Linked DNA regions of Homo sapiens: region 2 is linked to region 1. A link is a contact called in ENCODE Hi-C or POLR2A ChIA-PET data. All regions are on one chromosome and are shown on one strand. Each heading gives the region's core, a stretch centred on a gene start or an enhancer-like site at or near the end of the contact. The rest is flanking DNA. Distances are from core to core; before and after follow the strand shown. Region 1 overlaps RAB8B (RAB8B, member RAS oncogene family). Region 2 has its middle 26 kb from the start of MIR422A.

What was found. Hi-C counts contacts between places; a loop is a spot of excess contacts on that map. ChIA-PET counts read pairs that join two places held with the same protein, here RNA polymerase II (POLR2A). Pooled maps may share reads with other maps.
Region 2: a loop to region 1 is called in a map with no recorded cell type, with 3 times the contacts of the local background. The contact joins two enhancer-like sites. A Hi-C loop is called at or near these places in 1 of 37 single-sample maps with no recorded cell type and 1 of 50 pooled maps. POLR2A ChIA-PET finds 5 or more read pairs at or near these places in 1 of 52 experiments (CD8-positive, alpha-beta T cell).

What each region holds. Positions count from the first base shown.
Region 1 is chr15:63,211,297-63,214,655 of GRCh38, reverse strand. The region is part of intron 1 of RAB8B (RAB8B, member RAS oncogene family); the gene reads right to left. Among named protein-coding and RNA genes, the nearest start is that of RAB8B, 23 kb to the right of the region's middle. Within about 2 kb of position 1,980, at least 13 of the 41 ENCODE cell types and tissues checked have a DNase peak (open chromatin) inside an H3K27ac peak, as active enhancers do.
Region 2 is chr15:63,894,814-63,898,630 of GRCh38, reverse strand. No RefSeq gene overlaps it. Among named protein-coding and RNA genes, the nearest start is that of MIR422A, 26 kb to the right of the region's middle. RefSeq lists enhancers at 1,523-1,572, 1,773-1,822. Within about 2 kb of position 1,695, at least 11 of the 41 ENCODE cell types and tissues checked have a DNase peak (open chromatin) inside an H3K27ac peak, as active enhancers do.

The DNA.
Region 1 (3,359 bases), core at 731-3,230:
TGTGAAGTGTTAGAAACGGTTGGGCATGGTGGCTCACGCCTGTAATCCTAGCACTTTGAGAAGCCGTGGTGGATGGCTTCTCGGCCTTTTGGCTAAGATCAAGTGAGAAGCCGTGGTGGGCAGATCACCTGAGGACAAGAGTTCAAGACCAGCCTGGCCAACATGGTGAAACCCCGTCTCTACTGAAAATACAAAAATTAGCCAGGCACGGTGGCACCTGCCTGTAATCCCAGCTACCCGGGAGGCTGAGGCAGGAGAATCGCTGCAACCTGGGAGGCGGAGGCTACAGTGAGCCGAGATCATGGCCCTGCACTCCAGCATGGGTAGCAGAGTGAGACTCCGTCTCAAAAAAAAAAAAAAAAAAAAAAAGAAAGAAACTGAGCGTACCCATTTCCAAGGAATTCAACACTGTTGAATTCTTTTTCAAACTTAAACTCCTAGATAACTACATTAGATCCTTTACCTCCCACACTGTAATACCTTGAAAGGAATAGCCAATCAGAATTTTTAAACACTGGAAATTTCTACATTTTACACGTTGGTATAGCAAACGAAACCACTTTTTTTTTTCCCCTGAGACAGAGTCTCGCTCTGTCACCCAGGCTGGAGTGCAGTGGCACAATCTTGGCTCACCACAACCTCCACCTCCCAGGTTCAAGCAATTCTCCTGCCTCAGCCTCCCGAGTAGCTGGGATTACAGACACATGCCACAACGCCCAGCTAATTTTTGTATTTTTATTAGAGTAGGGGTTTCACCATGTTGCCCAGGCTGGTCTCGAACTCCTGACCTCGTGATCTGCCCGCCTCTGCCTCCCAAAGTGCTGGGATTACAGGCGTGAGCCACCGCGCCTGGCCTGGAAACCACTTTTGTTTTGTTCTTGAGAGCAGATATAAGCGATGGAAATAAATGGAAAATGTAGAAAATTATTTGGAAGACAGAATTTACTCATTTTAAGTTTCAACACTCATATAAACAAAAGCAGTTGGAAAGAACTCATGTAGGAATTCCCCATAACCAGAAGGAAGATTGTTTTGTTTTGGGTTTTTTTTTAAGTGTCCATATTACAACTTAAATTTACAACTTAAGCTTTTATCATTATTTTAAAAATGAAAGTGGTATCATCTATAGTCATAAATGCACAGCCTACTGAATTTAAAAGAGGAGCACATTCCAGTTTTAGGCATAAGTACAGTAACTAAATAGACTTGAACAAGAAATTCTTTATCCAGTACAGATTTTCTGAGCATTTGGCACTATACAGAAAACCATGATTTACTAAGCACCAATCAACTGACCTAAGTTACATTATAACAGCACCCCTAGCCTATCCTCTGCTTTGCCCCACGTCCCCCTCCAAACATATCCACCTGAAATAGTACCTAGAAGACATTTGTCCTTATCAGATTTTATTTGAAGGAAGAAGTCAGAAAGGAATTATCTAGTAATAACTTAGTTACAATTTCAGGTACCAGCAGAGAAGCCAAAAAATGAAAATTAATCTGTGTACAAGCTGAAATTGTCCCTAGTTCTGAAAAGAGAATAGTCAGAACCTAGAGAGTTCCTTTTTGATTCCAAAGAGGGAAGGAAGGGAGGAAAGAAGGGAGGAAGAGAGGGAGGGAGGGAAGACTTAGACACTAAAACATGCTTTAGGCCTCTGCCAAAGCCTTATAAAAAACTAAGACAAACCTCATAGTTAACTACTGACAGTGGCATGTGCTTTTAATTCTATTCTGAAAATGTGCATGCAAGCAAGGCAAAATTATATCATGGTTCTCATTTACATTTATCATTGCCTCACTATGGGAATATATAATCACATACGGACATCTGTGGATGATTATATACAAAGACGGGCCTTTCAAGATCAAGTTTAAGAGTTCTAGTGTCTTTCTATTCATACACCAATCATGAAGCAATTCACTAGAGCTGTTTTAGGGAATACGGAAATATTTGGGGAAGTCCAGAGGCTGTCTCCTCATCACGTACAAAAATTTTGTAATAATTTCCTTCACCTCCCCCTCTTCCCACAGTAAAGCTCAGCAGTGACATTTCCTTTCCCCTATCTAGTTATATGAATCACTTTTTACTTTACTACATTTTTAGGGATTCTGTGTTTTTACCTTGAATCAAAAGTGATGCCAAATTATCACTAATACATCTTGACTCTTCTGATCCCCAATCAGAATTTCCCCTCCCCTAATTGAAAGTGACATTTTCTAGTACAAAAATTTTCACGCAAAATGAGGTTAGACTAGAATAAATATGAGTCAGATGAACATGAACTGAAACAGAAAAATGTGCTGGTGCAATCCCTCCCTTAACAACTTTATCTCACAACCCCGGATGTTTAAAAATGATAAACATGGTGACCTATCCAAGAACAACCTGGATATCAAGTTTTCGTTGTTTGTTTTTTGCTGCGAACTAGTTCAGCATGCTCTGCTTGTTATACATCAAGGATGCCTCTACATCAATTCAGGAGGAAAGACTACAACGCACTGTGTAGGAAGATGGGGCTTTTAGGCCAGGCACTGTGGCTCATGACTGTAATCCCAGCGCTTTGGGATGCTGAGGCAGGAGGACTGCTTGAGCCCAGGAGTTCAAGACCAGCCCAGGCAACATAGAGAGACTCCCTCTCTTAAAAAATTAAATAAAATGAGCTGGGCATGGTGGGACACACCTGTAGTCCCAGCTACTTGGGAAGCTGAGGTGGGAGAATCACCTGAGCCTGGGAAGTTGAGGCTGCAGTGAGCCATGATTGCGCCACTGCACTCCAGCCTAAATGACAGAGTGAAATCCTGTCTCTAAAAAAAAGAAAAAAACACAGGGCTCTTCATGTTGTTGAATGATCAACTAGGGGCAACTCCCCTTCAGCCATGACAGTTATGAGATGTCTATCAATATCTATCATGACCAGTCACTAGTTGCAATTGACTAGTGTCAGTCAATATATGACAATACTAAGAAAAATGCGGTGCTTGGCAAAAAAAATCCACCAAAACTATGACTGGATTTAACTGGAAGTTAATTTTGAACTCTACCACACTACCTGTACTTTTAAGAAGATACATTTAAAGAAAGTAAATACTAAACACAGTATCAGGAAGCTTTATAAAGGAAATATCAAACTATGGCTCTCTCTAAAGTCTTGCGTAAACATTCTTTCCTATTCTAATGGCCATCAAAGTTAAGGATATAATAGGGTTAAACCAGAATCTCAATGAGAGAGATGGTGAACACATATAGTCTGGGGTAGAACACAGTTATAATATCACAGTACGTGAGACAATAATCTCCCAACCTCCCAACTCAGAAAGGGACAAGAATTCACTCAATCTGGCTGTAGTTTCAGGAACAT
Region 2 (3,817 bases), core at 446-2,945, 680 kb before region 1:
TTGCCTACTCCTGCTTCCTTTCCCCTTCATCCTTCATAGGCGTTCCTCATCCCACACCCCAGGTCTCCAGCACTTCTCATCCCATCTTGGCATCTGCTTCCTGAAGAATCTGAACCCACATAGGAGAGAGGGCAAAAGGAGGAAAGTTTGAATTTGCTCCTTCTTTTTGTCTCCACTGATTCCTTTGGCAGGCATGGACTGACACAGCCACTGCACTCACCTTAAAGCTGTCAGCTGGGGACAGTGGTGCACCTGTAGTCCCAGCCACTTGGGAGGCTGAGGCGAGAGGACTGCTTGGGTCCAGGAGTTGGAGGCTACATTGCAAACTATGATTGTATCTGTGAATAGTCACTGCAGTGAGACCTGTCTCTTAAAGAAAGACAAAAAGGAAAAGAAAGCTGTGAACAGAGCAGTTGGTACTCAATTCGTCTTTAAAAAAAAAAATCAATGGTGGGCCAGGCGCGGTGGCTCACACCTGTAATCCCATCACTTTGGGAGGCTGAGGCAGGTGGATCACCTGAGGTCGGGAGTTCGAGACCAGCCTGGCCAATATGGTGAAACCCTGTTTCTAATAAAAATACAAAAATTAGCTGGGCATGCTGGTGGGCACTGTAATCCCAGCTACTTGGGAAGCTGAGGCAGGTGACTCGCTTGAACCCGGGAGGCAGAGGTTGCAGTGAGCCAACATGGCACCATTGCACTCCAGCCTGGGAAACAATAGTGAAACTCCATCTCAAAAAAAAAAAGAGACCAAGAAGCATGACATGAGGGGCGCATGGGAGAAGCTGCGGTTTCTAACTCTGGGAATCTGGAGGACTATATGAACAAGGTGGACTTTAATTTGGCCTTAAAGGATGGGTGCTAAGAGAAGGGACAGGAAGTTATGGGTTAGTATTCTGATTGCTTGTCCTTACGCCTTCTCGTGGCTGAACTTTGGAAAGCTACCAATTAAATGAAAGAATGAGACTTCTGCGGGTTAACTGCACGGTGGTGAATTAGTAGTTCTACCATTTTCCCCTTCTCTGTCCATTGTGACCCTGGTTCTTGGTCAGAGACCAGAGGGCCCTGTCGGAGAGCCAGTGGCCATCTGTTGGGGTTGGCAGAGGCATTCAAGGTCAGGCATACGGGACAGATCTGATTCTTCCTGAGTCCTCTGGAGGAGTCTGTGTGTGTGTGTGTGTGTGTGTGTGTGTGTGTGTGTGTGTGTGTGTCTGGCTGTATTCGGGTAACTGTGTGTTTCTGGGCATACCTAGGCACCCGTTGTGGACATGTCTCTGTGGGGTGTGTGGACGTGTGTGGATGTGTCTGGGTGTTTGTGTGTGTGGATGTCTTTGTGTGTGTATCTGACTGTCCGGGGGCCTGTGTGTGCATGTGTGTGTTGGGTGTCTGTGCATGTCCGCGTGTCTGCGTTTGGGGTACGTTTGGGTATCAGTGTGTGCACATCTGTCTCTGTAGTGGATGTGTCTGTGTGTGTGTGTGTGCATCTGAGTGTGTGTCTGGGTGAATGTGTGTTGTCCAAAAGGACTCATGGAGAAAGCGCCTCCTGGGCCCAGGCTTTGCAGAATCTATTCTGCTGTCAGACCTCTGAGGCAGGTCAGAGTGACATTCTGGGCGATGTGGTTGAGGACAGCCGCATCTGCTGAGTCATAAGGATGTGGGCCCTGTGTGTTCACAGTTGGACATATCGCCTTTCACACCCACGGAGGGGAAATTTCAGCCAGGCTGGCTGACCCTGCATTCTTTCAGAAGGTCATGACCTCAAGTAGCCCAGGGAAGGAGAGGAAACAGGAATGCTCGTAAGACCTAGAGGTTGGCAGAAGGTGAACTGAGACCCAGGTGTTCCCCAGCTGGGTCCGCTGGGTCGTGGCTTTCTCAGGCCTTTCCAATAACTAAGCTGAGGGCTTTGGAACTGATGGGACACTTCCTGGTGGGGGAGGAAGCCCGGGCAGATTTTCTTAAATGATACAAACTGCCAAGCTCACCAAACTTTCACAATCGATGCTGACCCTGGAAAGCCCCACAAAGCCATAAGAGTCTAGACTCTGGAAAATCCTTCTCCTTCCTCTCCAAATCAACCAATCAGCAAATAAACACCACTACACATAGTATGCTTAGCTGCCATGCAATCAAGCGAGGCTTTCACGCTTATCGGATTTAAACAGTAACGTTTCCCCAGGGATGGCAGGGGCAGAAAGCCTCAGTCCCAGGCTTCTTGGTTGGAATGGGTTTCACAGGTTCTTTCCTAATATCAGATGGGGAGGGGTGAGGAGGGCATTTGCCCGCTGGAGCACACCTGGGAGAGCACCACTTGTGAGGGAAGGGTTCCAGCAGGACATCGATGGGAAACGCACATCAGGAAATGAACATCTGAGCATTTACATGCACCCAGCATGGGGAAGGCACTGGAGAATATTCTGCAGGAGGATATTCCTGTTCCTAAGGAGCCCGAGCTGGGAGCGCACCTGTGGATATTCAGCTTGCCCATAGATGAGCTGCTTCCCCTGGCCACGTGAGATATGGATGAGGTAAGGAAAGGCGATGTGAGTACATCGAGGTGGGGTTGGTCCTTCGGGGGAGGCGGTGATCAGAGGAAGGCAGGGAGGCTGGCCTGGAGCAGGAGGGTGTCACCACTGGTCACTCCTTGTATTCAGACAGTGAAGGCCACTGACAAAATGTCACACTTGCTGTGACCACTGGTCTCCAGTAAGGTCCAGCCAGCCTGTGGGGCCTTGTGGGTCTGGCATGCTGGGCAGCGGGTTTGATGGGGGGGTGTCAGGTTCTCCTGGGGAGAGAGGGCCCCAGGAGGGACATTGAGGTAGTCAGTACTTGGTCTAAGCAGGGGTTTCAGAGACTTTGTAGATGCTCGTCCAACACCACTGAAGATGCCCAGGGGCGACAGGGAGCTCAGGATCTCTTGGCAGGACCCTTAAGGGCTGGTGTCAAACTGTTCAGGTTGTTACAAGTTCTTTCTCAGGTTAAGCTCAAGTTTGCCTCCCCGCAGATCCATCCATTGTCCTGGTTCTGTCTTCTGGGGTCATATCTATTTAGCAAATATAGAGACAAAGATGGGAAAAGATAGTTCATGTCCTCAAGGAATCCACAGTGCAGTGACAAGGATGAAATAGGCGCTAAGCTGGGAGCTGAGGAAGGAGTCCTGTGTTCCGAGGGATGGGGGCCCAGGCAGGCCTCCAGAGGAAGTAGCCTTTGAGTGCGCTTCACAGATAAGAGGATTCACATGGGTGGAGGGGGCTGCAGAGTCCAGGCCAGGAACAGCTTGAGCAAAGACACAGAGGTAGGAGAGAGCAAGGTATCCCCTGGGGACGCGGGGCACCCTGTTGGGGTGGGGCCTGCTGCGGTGGGGAAGGGGGCTAGATAAAGAGGGGCTTCAACCCAGGCTTAGGCCTTTATTCAGCAAGCTATGGGGAGGGTTGAGAGGTTTCGTGAGACTTTATCAGAGCTGTGGCTAAGATCAGGGGTTCTCAAAGTGTGGTCCCTGGCCAGCAGCATTAGGGTCATCTGGGAACTTAGAAATGCAAATTCTCCAGCTGCCTCCCAGACCTCCTAGATCAGAAACTCTGAGGGTACTTTAATAGGCCCTCCAGGTGATTCTGATGTGCTGCTTTAGAAAAACAACCCGAGAGCTGAGGGAGAGAGGGGAGGTGGGGGGAGCCTGGAAGAGGCCGCAGGTGCTGCTGCATCCTCAAAAAGCAATCACAGCTGGAAGATGGACCCGAGCATGGGAGGAGATATCACTAACAACGCTCCCAACTACAGTAACCAACTGTCCCAGCTTGCCTGGGACCTGAGAGGTTTCATG